Regions from separate parts of the Homo sapiens genome. Here region 2 is linked to region 1. The links are chromatin loops, found by intact Hi-C in ENCODE. Cell type or tissue: A673. All regions are shown on one strand. Each heading gives the region's core, and the rest is flanking DNA. Links, peaks and the distances in the headings are about the cores only.

The links. Hi-C counts contacts between places; a loop is a spot of excess contacts. Peaks named below come from ENCODE experiments on the same cell type or tissue, not always from the same donor. Only the 100,000 strongest peaks of a DNase experiment are listed, where the experiment ranks them.
Region 2: a loop joins it to region 1, with 2.4 times the contacts of the local background. A loop is called at or near these places in 2 of 110 quality-filtered maps.

The regions. Positions count from the first base shown.
Region 1 is chr11:114,071,320-114,079,644 of GRCh38, forward strand. The region is part of intron 2 of ZBTB16 (zinc finger and BTB domain containing 16); the gene reads left to right. Among named protein-coding and RNA genes, the nearest start is that of ZBTB16, 16 kb to the left of the region's middle. In A673, for the core only: a CTCF peak has its summit at 4,768; DNase peaks (open chromatin) are centred at 2,222, 2,922, 4,762 and 5,762; H3K4me3 peaks cover 474 bases; H3K27ac peaks cover 1,672 bases.
Region 2 is chr11:113,991,429-113,999,753 of GRCh38, forward strand. LOC124902760 (a long non-coding RNA gene) reads right to left here. Exons shown (of 2, transcript XR_007062895.1): 2 at 4,533-4,642. Among named protein-coding and RNA genes, the nearest start is that of HTR3A, 20 kb to the left of the region's middle. In A673, for the core only: a CTCF peak has its summit at 3,114 (motif pointing right); DNase peaks (open chromatin) are centred at 903 and 1,503.

The DNA.
Region 1 (8,325 bases), core at 170-8,169:
AACTTTTGAAGATGATTTCCTTTATTTTATTTTCAATGGAGGAAAGTTGCCCACTCTTTCATCTCAGTGAGAAGTCCCATTTTAATTTGCCATCACTATTGGATGGAGCCGCTAATTGCTGGGAGGGAGAAAGCTATAGTTTAGCAACACGTTTTCCTCCTGCTCGTTCTAGGAAAACTATTATGAATCTTTAAAATAGTGATTATCCTAAACTGTTAAAATCAAATTCTATTCACAGCTCTTTGATTTCTTGCTAATTCAGGAGAGAAACTTTTCCAATCACTTTAATTTTTTTTATTAATTTAAAGCAAGCCCTGCTGAAAGCCCAAGTATATATGACTTAGAGTCTTACTAAATGAATACAGGTGTGCCTCAGTTTGTCCATTGGAGGGTTTCTGAATTTTCCATAACTAAAGATTTTCTATTCTGTTTTGGCTGGGTGTGTGGGGTGAAAGCTCTTACTCTCTGGCAGTTATTTAAGTAGTAAGAAATTTGCTACAACTCTTCCCCACCCCCACGTTTTACAGATAGGAAATGAGCACTTTGACTGTCCAGGTCAGACTTCTGATTTTGCTACTTACTAACTGTGACAGTGGTTGTGTTACTTAACTTCTGTGTGCCTGTTTGCTCATTTGTGAAACAGAAATAATAGTAGTACCTACTTCATTGGGTTGTTATAAGGATTCATCAGAAAATATTTATCCTGTGTGAGGAACGGTGGCACAAAGTAAGTGCTCCATAAGTGTTTGCTAGGGTATTTTTCTTGTCATTGTGTGAAGTAGGTCATGCTAGCCATGCAGGGTGAAAAATGTGTTCATGTTGGTCCAGATCCTGCTTTCTCCCTGAGACCGTTCTTCCGCATAGGCGTCAATCCGTACAGTGCTGTAAAACTGCTGCCTCGGGCACCTCATGTTTGGGGCTGAGACATTGCTTCTGCGTCTTCCCCAGAAGCTGATCTCTTGTACTGTGGTGGCCAGGGTACTCTTTGTCCCATTGACCTGAGGCCTGGTGAGTCATTCCAGTTCTCGTTTAAATTTAGCCGGGCAGCGCTCCACTGCCATCGGGTCCAAATGCCGGGGAGGCTCACTGATGCGGTGTCCTGTTGCCTGTGCACGTGGCCAGGCGTGCACATCACTGTGCTTATGAGAGAGATGAAGAGCACAGATACCACCTTACTGATGGGGGTCCTGGGGCTGGGCTTGTGGGTGTTGGGGGTTCCAGAGCTCCTTCCCTTTCCTGCCTGTCAGTGCAGGATGCTTCTAAAATGTGGACTCAGCAGACATTGTTTTGAGTGCTTGCTACATGTCAGATTCTGTGCTAAGTGCACTCACAGCCAGCATCTCTGTAAGACCTCTAGCTGTCCTGTAAGGTGGGTATCAGTTTCACATTCTCAGATGGGCGGAGAGAAGCCCAAGAGGTTAGTGGACTTTTCTCTAGTAAAGAGTTGTACAGGCCGGGCGCAGTGGCTCATGCCTGTAATCCCAGCACTTTGGGAGGCCGAGGCGGGCGGATCACGAGGTCAGGAGATCGAGACCATCCTGGCTAACACAGTGAAACCCCGTCTCTACTAAAAATACAAAAAATTAGCCGGGCGTGGTGGGGGGCGCCTGTAGTCCCAGCTACTCGGGAGGCTGAGGCAGGAGAATGGCGTGAACCCGGGAGGCAGAGCTTGCAGTGAGCCGAGATCATGCCACTCACTACACTCCAGCCTGGGCAAAGGAGTGAGACTGTCTCAAAAAAAAAAAAAAAAAAAAAAGAGTTGTACCAGGATTTATGTTCAGGTCTTCTGGCTCCATGCTCTCTGCAGCTGGGTGACCAGGGGGCTCATGGCTTCACCAGCTCTGGCCTCCTCAGTTCCTCTGGTGGCTTCTTGCGAGGAGGAAGGTTACTGCAGAGGGTTCAGCTCTTTAGGGGCCCAGGCCGCATGGATCCAAGGACTAGTACGTCATCTCTTACCAACACAGAGAGATCAGCTTCTAGTGATAGAGGCCTTTTATGCTGACTTGAAAAACAGAAAAAGAGAGAAAAAAGAAACCCATTTACAAAAATAAAAATCCCATGCTGTTAATTTCATGCCAGCATAATCAGAAATTCCCCTTTCTACTGTTTCCCCTTAAAAGCCCCGGTGTCCTTATTATGCTGGTGCAGTCTGGAAAAACTATGGTTGGGTTTTGCCTACGTGAGGCTTATCTCTGCAGCTGCAAGGAGGGGATCCGGTACTTTATTGTCAGCATGGAAACTTCCGCTAAATACTTAGAAAAACCTTAATTCTAAATTCCTAGCTCACTTTCAACTGTGTCCTCGGGACCTGATTTTCTTCGGTGTGAACAGATTGTGTTCAGCATTGCAGTAGAAAGGGTCCAAGTTAGGTAAGAGAAAGGACTTCCTGAGACACTGGGGTGTTACTGAGAAAGTTGTTAGAAGACTGTCACAGACATTTTGATGAAGGGGGGACATTCTGGGCCATTTGAAGTGGTTTTTAGAGTTCTTTCCTCTTTAGGGCCATTCGGTTCCCCCAGAAATAAGAAGAAAAGACATATACACGCACATAAACCACCACCACCAGGCTTGCTGAGAACAAGTCAAATGTGCCACCAAACCATCGTCTTAGTGGGAGATGGGGTGGCACTGCAGGGGCAGAAAGACTGACGTCTGATGGACTTGGGTTTGAATACTAGTGCTCCATGGTGAATTTGGGCAAATGACTTCACCTCTGTGAAGCAGCAGTATCCTCTTCTGTGAAGTGAGGTTAGCCCCTACCTCTCAATGTGGTTTTTAAAGTATGTTAATGAGATCACTTGTAACCTAAAGCACACAGAGTGTGAGGCCACCTCCCTACTTCCTGCTTCTCTCATGACCCCAGCCTGACAAGGGAGCCGCTGAGCCCCCTGCCACCCTCACCCGGCGTTGTGCTCTAAGTGGATTAGCTCAGCGTTGTGATCTTAATGCCATTAGGCCTGTTGGCACGGCTCTCCTTGCCATAGTGAGAAGCAGATGTGGCCGACCATAATGGCCCTTAGCGTGATCCATCGGGCCCACAGTGCTGGGGCAACCATTATTAGTGTTAATTTGGGGGAGCTTTTTATGGTAGCTGGGGGAAATGTGGAGGGATTGTTGGAAATTTATTTAAGCTGTTCAGCAGGTTAGGTGCTGCTGGGGTCTACTATGGCAAAACCCTCAGCTCCCCCAACCCATCTCTTTAAGGAACGTCCCTCCCCAACACCGAAGCCCAGGCCTGATTACTTCCAGAGTTGGAGAGACAACTTAGCAGGCTCTTGTTTCTTGCCGATGTACCTTATTAGTAGCACCTGGCATCATAACCCACTAATGGGAACCAGTGCTCTCCTCCTGCGTGGCCAGTGACAAGTAGCCCTGTCAGCCGGAGCTCGCCGTGCGAGGAAGTTCCTATTAGCTTTATGGTCAGGAGAACTTGTCCTGTTCAGGAAATGAATGTTGCCGCTAAAGGTCCGCGGCCCTGACCCTGGCGGCATAACCTGTGCGGGCCGGGGAGACCCTGTGCAGGATGCTTGGGATTTCAGCCCCTCTCTGGTTCTTGTCATATGTAAAGAGGGAATCATTGTGGTATGTTGCAGCCTTGAACTTTTGATTTATGCAGTGAGGGCGACTTAACCGTTTCCATGCCTGGACGGCTGTGCAGTGACAGAGCCGTGTTGTGAGCGTATGTGCCTAGGTACATGTGTGTGTGGGGTGGTCAAGGGGAAGGAGAGACCCCCACGTGCTAGCAGGGGCTGTTGCTGGGAGTGGGTGGATTTCATGGGAGGATTCCTTTTCTTTTTTCTTTTTCTTGCATTCTTGCAGCATCTAAATTTCCTGCGATTGTTGGCTGCAAAGTGGTAAGAAGCTGGAGAGCATTGTGTCTGGAATTGAACCTGGGTTCGAATTAATCTTCTGTCTCTTAGAGGCTGTGTGACCGTGGCAAGATTCCTCACCACTCACTTCCTCATCTGTGAGATGAAGTTAATAACTTCTGATTCATACTGGTGGTAGAGCAGTGTTGTTAAGTAGGTGATGTATAGAGAATACATGGCCCAGCGTCCGGCCAGTGGTGTGGCCTCAGGTTGTATACTTGAAAGGATGTGTATACTTCAGTATTTTTTCCATTGTAAAATTAAGGGTTTTTTTTCTTTTTTTCTTGAGACAGAGTCCTACTTTGTTGCCCAGGCTTGAGTGCAGTGGCGCGATCTCAGCTCACTGCAACTTCCGCCTCCTGGGTCCAAGTGATTCTCGTGCCTCAGCCTCCCAAGTACCTGGGACCACAGGGGTGCACCACCACACCTGGCTAATTTTTGTATATATATATATATATATTTAGTAGAGATGGGGTTTCGCCATGTTGGCCAGGCTGGTCTTGAACTCCCGACCTCAGGTGATCTGCCTGTCTCAGCCTCCTAAAGTGCTGGGATTATAGGTGTGAGCCACTGCGCCTGGCCTAAGTTTTTAAAAATTAAAAAGAATGGCATAGTGCTTTTTTGCTCTTTAACAGATCAAGACCAAAAGTTTTCCCCCCATCATAGCCCAAAGTCCTAAAGAAAGGCTACTTAAGTTGTTCGTTTTCTTTTGTTTCTCCCATGAGTAATGTTTCTAAGTGTGATTTTTGCAGAGAACAGCAGTGTCTGACCTCATTCTTGAGGGGAACTTTTCTGCCTGCCTCTTCTTGAGAAAAAATGTTTGTGAGTTGTCTGGCAAATGGATGCGTTACTTTTGCTGCTGTTGCTGCCGCTGCCGTTTTAAAGGCCCCTGGTGACAAAGGAGTGAACTGCACTTTCGGGGAAAGCATGCCGGAATCTGGCCCAGAAAAGAGGGGCCGCTGGGGGAAGGGTTTGGAGATGACGCCTCCTCAGGAACTTTAAAAGAAATCTGTCCATCTGTCTCTGGCATTTATGGCATCGTTGACAGCAGTTCAAGGAAAAATAAAAATAAGTTCTTATCTGATTGCGGGGCTGATTGCAAAGCCGAAGGACTAGAGTGGCCAGCGAGTCGGGCGGCTGGATCTGGAGTTTTGGAGAAAGGGCCACTGGCTCATTTCTGGGCACGCACGCTCACGGAGGCAAGTTCTCACCTCCTCGTGGGCTTCTCTTCACTTTACGTGGAAAAACTGTGTACGTCTCAAATTAAAAGCAGCTCTTGCCCCGCTTAGAGCCGGTGAAAGCTGCTTCGAAGGCGTTTGTAGAGTAGGGATTGGAAATGTTCAATGCAAAAGTTAAATCGTGACAGTTGTCCCCTAAATGATCTGCTAAATTAAGGATCCGCTAACATTTGTGAGTCTACCTCCCTGCATTCCCCCCACCCCCACCCCCGCCCCCTTGGCAGAAGGGATAAAGATGGTACCTAAAAACAATGTGAAGCGGCTGCTAAATCGAGTGACTCTAAAAACATTTTTCTTTCCTTGAAGTTCAGTGTGGAAAACCAGACTGGACTTGTCAGGGATGCAGACCTATATAGGGCCCATGTGCCTGGCCCCTTTCCTCACTTTCTAGCACAATGGTTTTCATTGCCACCTCTCCCGCGCCTTTCCCCCCTTCATAATTATCCACTATTTTACTTTCTGTGTCCTGACAGCTACAAGAGTAGTTTTTGTTTTTTTGAGCTGAGTAGCTGCTAAATATTCCCCAGCAGCCAGATTCAACGGCTGGGGGGGAGAATAGGCCAAACCTTGGCATCCCCTGTTGCAAAAGTGAAAAATATTTCTGTTTGCAGTTAATTTTAGTGGCAAGCAGATCATGTTAACTGGATGTAATTGCTTCCAGATATGGCCGAGGGTTTTGTGTGTTGAGATGAAGGGTCTGGTAAGTGCTTACTTCCTGTGTAAATTAGCCTATTCCATTCAGTCTTTCATTCTGGCCAGCCCTGGATTCTGTCATTCTGCTCCCATTTTCCCCCTCCCCAGCCTGCAGCCTGGTGTGAGAAGCCGCTTGCTATGTTCCTCTAAGTGTAATTCTTTTGTCACTTGGAGCCACTCTCCTCTTGGTTCTTGATGTGAGTTTGCCCTTAAATAATGAGAAGGGTTTGAAAAGATGCCACCTGGACCCCAGGCCACCTCCCGCCTCTTTCCCAGCAAAGGCAGATCTGAAGAGCATCTCCTGGTCATGGGGGTTGCATCTTGGAACCCAGAACTCCTTGTTTTCTATGCATTTTTTTTTCCTACTGCCCTCTGACCCCCGACTCTCACCTGGGAGAACACCTTCTCTTTCTCTCAATTAGTCCGACTCCTCCTCAGCCTGAACTAAGCACGTTCCAGTGGGTCCGAAATCTCAGAAAAAATGAAACGGCTGTTGCGCAGAGGAGAAGGTTGTGGCCACAGAAAGGAGTTGCCTCATCAGACGTGAAGCCGCCACCTTGCCTTGCAAAGCAGGCTGCACCTCCTGACACACCTGCCCCTCCCTGCAAGAAAGGGAGGGGAAATCCCACCCAAGAGAACCTTCTCCAGGTTCCTGTGGGTTTCCAGGGTTGCAACTGAAGAAAAGTGTTAAGATTCATGTTCTCCTAAATTCTGCTTTTGTCCTGTGGCCAGTCCCACATTCTTAGTGCTATTTGCATAAGAGGTTGCTGTTTATCTTCCTATATCAGCCCCACTGATAACCCCTGTGGTCTGTTTAACAACCTATGAGGAGTAGATTACTTGATAAATGCCAGTTTTTCCAATATGCAAAGATAAACTGTTGGGGTCAGGGTGAGGGGTGGTGTGTTATGAAGGAGGGGACAGGTGGGGAGCCAGGACCCTCTTTTAGTGGGCTGGAGAAGTGTGAAAGAGCCTGATGAAAGAAAACAGGTAGCTTGTCACATACAACAGCTGCATTTATCATACGGTTGATCAGCTTCCTGCCCTCACCTACTTTTCTCCTCCTTCATGTGGACATGCAGAGTCTCTGAGAACATTTCATCAAGTGGGTTGCCTATGCCCACATTAATACAAGATGGGAAAGGGTGGAGGTTATCTTTGCTTTTTAAGTTCCCATCTTTTTCTCCCTTGGTCGTCTCCCACCCCTACAAGTTGTTGGCTGGTAAGCAATTGATGCTCAGAAAAATGATGTTCATCTGAAATCTTAAATGAGTGGACTTTTTCTACCTTCCCTGACTTTGCAGGTGCTTCTTGAAGAGCCAAGGAGAAAAGAAAACTTCTGACCTCATCACCTAGTCAATAAGCTGTCTGAGAAACAAACAAAAGAGTTTAGACTGGCTGCTAAAGCTAGGAACCCAGCTGATAGCTTTGTTTTGATGTCCTTGTAATGTTTGCGGATCGCAGAGGGTGCTATTTAGAGCAGGGGGCATCTACTGGGACAGACTCACTGGGAAGTTGAAACAGCTAGCTCAAAGTCCAAGAGATGCTAAAGATAGTGAAATACAGCCCAGGAATTGAGGGGGAGGGGGTTCCTCACTCAAGAAGGAGACTTTCTAGGAGGGGGCGGGCGTGGTATTTTCTAGGGACAGTATGGAATGAAGGGAAGAAGGTTGGCTTTAGAAGGAGGCACCCTGTGGGAGGCTGAGACAGGTGGGTCACCTGAGGTCAGGAGTTTGAGACCAGCCTGGCCAACATGGTGAAACCCAGTCTCTACTAAAAATACAAAAATTAGCTGGGTGGCAGGTGCCTGTAATCCCAGCTAGTCGGGGGAGGCTGAGGCAGGAAAATCGCTTGGGATTACAGGTGCCTGTAATCCCAGCTAGTCGGGAGAGGCTGAGGCAGGAAAATTGCTTGAAGGAGGCGGAGGTTGCAGTGAGCCCAGATCCTGCCGTTGCACTCCAGCCCAAGACTTTGTCTCATTAAAAAAAAAAAAAGAAGAAGAAGAAGAAGGAGGCACCCTGGATGAAGACTCAGGCTCCAGAATTTACTATCTGTATGTCTTGGGCAAGTGGCTTAGCTTCTCTGAGCCCCTGTTTACTTTTCTTTTGAAAATGACCACCTTGTCCATGGTAATGAGGATAAAAAACGTGTAAAGTGCATAGCAGAGTGCAGGTGTACTGGGTAGACATGTATGATTGCGCTGTAGCCCTGTTATGGCCCGGGGAGAAACTATGAAAGGAACCAGTGAAATCTTTTGTTTTGGGCACTGCTAAATTGATGATAGTACTAACCCTGTGCTAGCAGCCAGCTGGTGAAATAATAGGTGAATAATGTTAGTACATTGTGAATATAAAAGTTTCCATTTGCAAAGTGCTACTGCTGTTCTAAAGAAGCCACATTTCTAATAAATGATTGCTTAATCCTGTGATGCTGCCACAGCCCCACAGAGTTTGGGAATGTTTGGGAATTCTTTCTGAAGTGTGTGCCGCATTCTTTTGCTTTGCCTTTTGGGAGGGTAGATGTGA
Region 2 (8,325 bases), core at 1-8,000, 80 kb before region 1:
TAGGAATGAAGTTTCATCTGATACTTCCACTCCAGACATATGTGCTTTTGATTCTAGTTATCAGGGATTCATTAGAAATTTTATATTTATTTTTGCTTTGTTGATGGATAGAGATTAGGGTCTCCCAGCAAAAAGCAAAAGATTGTGAGGCTGGGGATTGGCCCTCACAATCGTTGTCTCCTGCTGAGCAGAGATTGGGCTAAAGATGGGGAGTGTTCATCACTTCTTTCTTGGGATGTCCCCTGGCCCCCATCTGTTGGAGCCTGGTCTGAGAACCAAAAGCTGCCCCATTCCACTAGGACTTGCTTGGACTAGCCATGCTGTTTGGTGATTCTCATGTCTCAGGCCAGAGGGATAGGAAGGTGAACATTCTGGCACTGTCAATGCATCACTGGTCAGTAAACGGGTGGCTACTGGCAAAGTGTCCAACCAGAGAGCTAGTAAGACACTAATCATCCTATTGATTCTCCATCTTTCTCTCCCCACCCTTCACCCACAGTCAATGGGGTGACAGAGCCCAGCATCGAGGCAGCCAATTAATCACCTTGAGAATGAGCCACCACATGTAACATCTTCTGCTCCAGTAGCTACATCCAATCAGCTCATAGATCTGGCATGTGGGCTGTGTTGCCCAGGTATGAGAAACTGAGGCCCAGGGCCAGAGACCCCCGCAGTGCACTAACTCCTGATCATCAGTACAAATCTTGGTCTTCTCCCAAGGAGACTTTTGCTCCATCGAGGGTATGAGAACATCCAGAATTTCCCTCCCACCTGTTATACCTCCTGGAAGCTGCTTCCTCCCCTCCTCTTGACACTTTAGCCAGTTGCCTCTCATTCTGTCCTAGCAGAGAGGAGACCAGAAACACTCATGTCTTTATAAGTGCTTCCGGGAAGCTTGCCAAGTCTCTTGCCCATCTCCGCTTCTCTCCTGCAGCCTTCTCTATTCACCAACAAGTACACTCAGTTCTCATTTCCTTTTCCCATTTACCCCGTTTCTCAGTGATGTTATTTCTACTAAAAAGATTCCATCAAAGGTGCTGAAAGTGCCCAGCCTGAACCCTTCTGTGAGTTTGTGACTGGCACTGCTTCAAAGCCATGGAGTCTGTCTCCTGCCATCCTGGAAAGGAGGCTGCCTTTCCTCTGGACGTTGGCAACCTGGCCTCAAGGATCTCAAGGGCACCTCCCAGGAGTGGACACTCAGTGGTTTTCTGAATAGCTCAGGCAGACTGGCTGCACTCAGAGGCCAGGATATGGGCATAGGGGAGATTCCCTTCAGAGAACACGAGGCAGAAAAGTTGCCTGGTTGGGTGAAGGAGGGGGAGGAAGAGCTTGCAGAGAGGTGCAGTTCAGCATTCACCAGCCAGATCCTCTTCCCTCCCCCACCTCCCCCCAGCTTCTGAATCAATACATTTTGAATCTAATCTAATAACAGAGATTTAATGAGGGGATAATGCATGTGGAGCCGCCAGGCGCTTTGTCTCTTCTTTCATGCAGCAGCTGGGGCCCATTATCTGGGGACAATGCCCCGTGCTAATCACTCCCTCTCTCTCCTCCCTCCCAAATGTTTGGGGAGGGGAGGTGAGCGAAAGAGGGCAGCTCCTCCCTTGATTGGAGGGAAGTGGAAGGGTGGAGGGGGGAGGATGAAGTCGAGAAGGTTCTGGATGGTTCCCACACAATAGTCTTGACCTGACGCCAACTCACTGGTCTTCTTCCCGGGCCACACTGTGCACCCTGATCAGTGAGAGGTTGGGGGAGCCCTACCAGTGCATACAAACAGCAGATAATTAATTATCAGCTGCAGTATCAGCTCTGGAAGTTGGGTATTTTTTTTTCTTTTTTCTAACTTGGTCCTCTATAATTTAAGCTATCCCATTGAGGCCTGTGATTGGCCAGCCCTGACTGTCATGGTTAGAGAATTAAACCCTGGTTTTAGAGACCAAGAATATCCCTCTCTGAAACAGAAGCCTGATCTATATTCTCTTTCTACTATCTGGAGGCATGGAGTTTAGACTGTAGGAAGAACTTTCTGATAATGCTATTACTAACATGAATTAGATCGGGAGTGGAAAGGGAAGGATTGGAATCTCATTTCCTAGAAGACTTTAAAAAGAGACCTTTATCTGTTGAGGTTGGGAAGGGGCAGATCAGGAAGAAGAGAAGATCTGCCTTGATTTCCTATCAGAGGTCCAGTTGGGAGGGCTCCCAGAGCTGGCACACCCAAAGCCTGACCACTCCTATTCATTTTTTGAAACATACTTATTGAGGACAGTGAAAGAGTGCCGTGTGAACAGGGAGATTCAAAACTTGAAATCTGGCCCCAACACAGGCTAGCTCTGAAACCCTGGACAAGCACTTAGCTGCCCTGTACTTCAATCTTCTCACCTGTAAAATGGGAATCATATTAGTACATGGCTCATAGGTGTGGTGGGGACCGTGCTCCCAATATGGAGCAAAAGTCCAGGAAATCATGAGGCTGTGGTGGGGAGACGGCTAGAGGCGTATCGGCCCTTCTCGGATGGCTCACATCTCATTCTGAATGGGTGAGAACTGCTCATAGGGCACTGTGGAGGAGAAGCCTTTCTCCTTCATGTCCCCATTTTACAAATGAGCGAGTGAGATGAACTGGTCACTCAGCATAAGCCCAGAGGGGGATGAAGCTCCTGTCCCTATCAGGCTGAATCCAGACCTCTGTGTCCAACACTTTCCTGACTCTTTTCTCCCATTACCACCTTCCCTCCTTTGCCTCTGCACACTCAGAGCTTCTTTGCACACGGTTCCTCCCTAAAACCACACCTTTGAGTTCCTGCTCTGGGAAAGCCTATGGGATACTGGCAAACTTTTCTGTGCTCCTCCTATGCAACACCACCTGCTGTGTCCCTGTATCTGCAAAGAGAGCTAAACTCTTGGCAGACAGACACATCATGAGTATGACAGCTGGGACTAGGGGAGCCTGGAAATTCACCACCATGAGCCTGGGAGAACTCCAACCCCCCCCTCCCAACCCCCGTCCCACTTCAGATGGAAAGAAGTATCCATCCTAAAGACCCCAGTGAGATGTCAATCTTTGGCCGGGGCGGCCACAACCCTGCCTTCTAAGTGGTTTCCACAAGGTGGCAGCAAAGTCCAGAAGTTCTATGGAGGGGCCTTTAGGAACTATTTTGTTGCCCCCTTCCGTCCCCCAGCCTCAAAATAAAACCCTCATCCCTCTCCAGGGGCCTTTGAAGCCCCCTTCCTTCAAGGCCAATACTTTCCTTTGGGCCATCATTAAGGACTGTGCTCCAGAGTGCTTTGGAGTGCTTTTACTCTATTCTGATGCTCTGGCAGAGGCCAGCCCCCAGTCCCCACCCCATCACACACCTGTGCCCATGCAGATCCCCCAGCAACTCAGCCTCCTACTTATGTGCTCACACCTGGACCTCACCTTCAGCTACACGTGTAGTTAGTTGCTCCAGCTATTTCCCTTTCTGCTGTTGCAATGAAGATATTGATGCCTGATGGCAAAGAAGGCCATTTTACCCCAAACCCACGTATACAGAGGCTACAGACTCTCTGCCTTTCTCTTCTGCCCATGTCTCTAAAGCCCCAACTCCAGCTCATCTCACACTGGCTTTGAGGTGCTCCTCAATGGTCCTAGGAAATGAGGGGCAAGAGTGAGGTGCTGCCCGGAGCAGGAGCTGGGGGAGGACGAGGTCCGTGGTTAGATGGGGAGGACGCGACCCTGGGAGATGTTCACTCATCAAAGGGCTCCAGGGCAAGGACTGGAGAGAGGAAGTTGGTTCTAGGTAGGGTTTTCGTGACATGATTGCCTCACCCATCCCATGGCAGGTGCTGTTGCTCCTGCTAGCTGTGTGGACTAGTTTCCTGTTGCTGCCGTAACAAGTCACCAATGTGAAACACAAATTTGTTATCATACAGTTCTGGTGGTCAGAAGTCCAACACATGGATCCACAGGGCTGTGTTCCTTCTGGGAAATCTAGGAGAGAATCTGTTTCCTTGCCTTTCCCGGATTCCAGATGCAAGACACCTGCACCTGTATTCCTCAGTTCGCAGTCCCTTTCTTCAGCTTCAAAGCCAGGAGCTCAGTACCTTTGACTCCTCTCTCTCTCTCTCTCTCTCTCTGTGTGTGTGTGTGTGTGTGTGTGTGTGTGTATCTCATCTCTGCTTCTCTGCTTTGCTTTGTCACATCTCCTTCTCTGACTCTCCTAACTCCATCTTTCCTTTATAAAAACCTTTGTGGTTATAAAGGGCCCATCTAGATAATTTAAAATAATCTCCTCATCTCAAGATTCCTAAATTAATTACACTACAAAGTCCCTTTCATCTTGCACCTTAACATAATCACATGTTCTGGGGATTGGGAAGTGGGCATCTTTGGGGGCCCATCATTCTGTCTACTATCCTGAGACCTTAGGCACTTTGCTTTACTTCCCTGTTTCCTCACCTGTAAAGGTGACATCATAAAAGCACTGCCTTATGGATTGCTGTGAAGAATAAAGGAGCTGATACAGGTAAAGGGTCTGGCACAAAGTAAATGGTTGACAAATTTCAACTATGGTTTTATTATTGTTCGTATGTATAAATCTAGAAGCTTCCTGCACAACAAAGTTGAGGTATGGTTCATCACAGACCCGTTGAATTAATACTGTAAAGGAAATAATACTTTTTATCAGGCATTTGTGTAAAATGGCAACTTTGTGGTGATGAATATTGAGTTCCTTTACAACTTTGTTTTTTTAGACAGAGTCTTGCTCTGTCACCCACGCTGGGGTGCAGTGGCACAGTCTTGGCTCACTGCAACCTCTGCCTCTGGGTTCAAGCAATTCTCCTGTCTCATCCTCCTGAGTAACTGGGATTATATTTATTTAATCTCATGCACCATGCGATGGCAATGAAGGTTTACCCAAAACCCATGTATACACAGGCTATGGAGGACTCTCTGCTTTTCTCTTCTGCCCATGTCTCTAAAGCCCCAAATCCAGCCCATCCCACACTGGCTCTGAGGTGCTCCTCAATGGTCCTAGGAAATGAGGGGCAAGAGTGAGGTGCTGCCCAGAGCAGGAGCTAGGGGAGGGCAAGGGTCCTCCCCCAGCCAGGTCCACACCTGGCTCATTTTTGTATTTTTAGTAGAGATAGGGTTTTGCCATGTTGGCCTGGCTAATCTCAAACTCCTGGCCTCAAGTGATCTGCCCACCTCGGCCTCCCAAAGCGCTGGGATTACAGGCGTGAGCCACTGTGCCCAGCCCCTTTATAACTTTAGAAGAAGAGAATAGAAAAGCAGAGTCATGGAGGTAATGATTCCAGGACACCAGACTGGCAGGAGACAGATGGTCAGGCCAAAGACGACCTCTGTCTTTTCCCTACCTCCTCCTACTCCCAGGATCTGCTCATCTTCCTGGGAAGATGAGGGGTTTAGATGGTGGTAAGCACTTTTTTTGAGCAGAGTCTTGCTCTGTCGCCCAGGCTGGAGTGCAGGGGCATGATCTCTGCTCACTCCAACCTCTGCCTCCTGGATTCAGGCAATTCTTGTGCCTCAGCCTCCCAAGTAGCTGGGACTACAGGTTTGTGCCACCACTCACAGCTAATTTTTTTTTTTTTTTGGTAGAGATGGGGTCTCACTATGATGGCCTGGCTGGTCTCAAACTCCTGACCTGCCTCAGCCTCCCAAAGTGCTGGGATTTCAGGCGTGAGCCACTGCTCCCAGCCCAGATGGTGGTAAGGACTTCTTGAAGCAAGAGGTGTTAAACACAGAATGGGTGTAGAATTATTCACTCAGAAGCCTTTAACAGAGACACCCACCCCTTCCAAGCCTCTCCTGTAGAGGCAGGAGATGGACAGGATGACCTCTAGAGACCTTCTGAGCTTCAGGTCCAGGAAATCCTGCCTTTCCATCTGCGTGACACCTAATCAAGGGCTCAGGCTCCAGCTCTGTGCACTCCATCCTTTCTTCTTGGTCAACCCTTCCACCCCCCCTGCCCTTTTCCCCCAAGGGCTCGTTTTTCTGGTTCTTACTAATGAAACTCAAATCCATATGGGCTTGTCTTTGGGCTTAAAATTCCCATGAGGTGTTCACTCCTAAAAGTCCCCTGAAGGTGAGCAGAGCATTTCTCCTCCTACTTTGTCCTCAGCCACGATGTGCTCTCTCAATGCCCTCTCCTACGTCTGTACTCTCCCAACAACTGTAATCCATGTGTTTATTGTTGGGTGATTTGTTTAGCATTTATCTGGCTCCCAGCCTGTAAGTCTTGGAGGCAAATATTTCACACCCTCTTTTCCACTCACACATCCCTTGACACACAGCTCACGCTTTGTATTTAGTGAGCATGGCAATGAATGAATGGACTGGGGCTGGGAACAGGGACATGGACCATGCAGAAGGAAGACCATATCTAAAACCCTTCTCTGGGCTACTCTTCAGCTCTCACCATCACTGCTGGTTTGAGTAGGGAGAAAAGAGTGGAGGCAGCTGAGAGTGAATCTTCTCTGAGACCCCTGAAGAAAATGAATCGGTGGCTCACGCCTGTAATCCCAGCACTTTGGGAGGCTGAAGTGGGTGGATCGCTTGAGTCCAGGAGTTTGAGACCAGCCTGGGCAACATAGTGAGACCCCGTCTCTACAAAAAATAAAAAAGTAGCTAGGCTCATCCCTCTAGTCCCAGTCCCTCAGGAGGCTGAGGCGGGAGGATGGATTGAGCCTAGCAGGTCGAGGCTGCAGTAAGCTGTGATCGTGCCACTGCACTCCAGCCTGGGCAACAGAACAAGTCCCTGTCTGAAATAAAGAAAAGAAAAGAAAACGAATCCTTTTCCCCCGGAAGTTCCACATTGTGCTCTAGTGGGTTTGGGGCTGTGTCTTCCAAAACCATGATCCCCTGTGGCAAGGACTTGACTGGATTTTACCCAGTGCCATATCGAGTCCTGCACGGTATGCTGGGCATAGGACAGAGGCTCAATCTTTGTAGAATTAATGAAGTGGGTGCTAGCGCAGGTTCTCTTGAAGTCCATTTCCTGTCAGGATGACCATAAAAGTTATCATCCAAACCGGAGAGTTTCTGTCCTGGAAAAAGAAGTGCATTGACAATTGCACATAGACGACGCCCTCAGGTGGGGCTGCCCCAGGCACGCAGGGCATACGGTGACGCTACCTCTCAGGTTCTCCCCTTCTTCCTCAGCTGAGACCAGAGCCCCAGCTGAGACCAGAGACCCAGCTGGTTGGGCTGTGAGCTTCTGATTCCCAGGGATTCTCTGACCTGCCCCCTAGAGTCAAGAGAACTCCGGCTAGGGGAGGAGGGGAGAGGTCTCAGCAAGGCCCTTTGTCCACTGTGGGGTCATGGCTTTTCTCCTGAGGTTCGCCTCAGGTCAGAAGAATTTCCTGTGGGGTCACAGGTCAAATGCCACATGTCCTCAACAGAGCTAGGAGGAGATCTAGCCCTGCCTCTGCCCTCCCCTCCCCCAGGAAGAAGGATGGGCTGATTCTGGAGCAGGAAGCAGCCGCTGAGAGGGTCAGGAGCCCTGGCCTGCAGGCGGGGAGGGGCTCTGAGGGAATCCCCTCTCCCTCCCCGTCACCCCACCACCCCCCACCGTCAGAAGGACAGGGTTCTGGTCACTCCCTCCACCCTTACCCAGAAGGCATCCTTGTACGTGGGGTGGGTGGAGGGGCGCTGCTGGCAAAGGGGACATGCTCCGTGGGGTGGAAAGTTGGCTCTATGGAGCTGAGTTGACAAGGGATCCCCAGATAAGCCATTGCCTTGAAAGTCTATTTTTCAATAATAATCCCATTTGTAGAGGAGAAACCCATATACTTCCCTGCAGAGTAAAGAGAATGCGCAATTGCTTTTGCTAAAGGGGGAAATAGATTTGGGTCTCTTCAGAGCTTCCTGAAAGCTCCCTGGGGGTTCCCAGAGTTTGAGGGTGAAACAGAAATCCCTCTAGGGCCAGGCCATATCTAAGCAGCAGCCCCTCTAAGGGGCCCGATGTCAGAGAGATGGTGGCAAACGGGGTAAGAAGCCCTGCGCCAAAGGTCTACTATGATGTATGCTGGGATGTGGGATCAGCATCACCATCTCCCGCTTGTGTCTGGGGCCCCAGCTTTACAGCATTGCTGTGTCAGGTTGCAGAGGTTGTGTACTGCACAGGCCTGGGTGCACCATTTACATAGACTCTGATGTGAATGGGCCCCTGGAGTTGTACCACTTAGGAAGCTCTCATCACATGGCTTTACACATGCTAGTTTCTCTGCCTAGAATGTCATTCTGGTAAGTTCCTACTCAACCTACAAGACCCAACTCAGAGTTCATCTCCTCCACGGAGTCTTCATGTCTTCCTCTTTGGC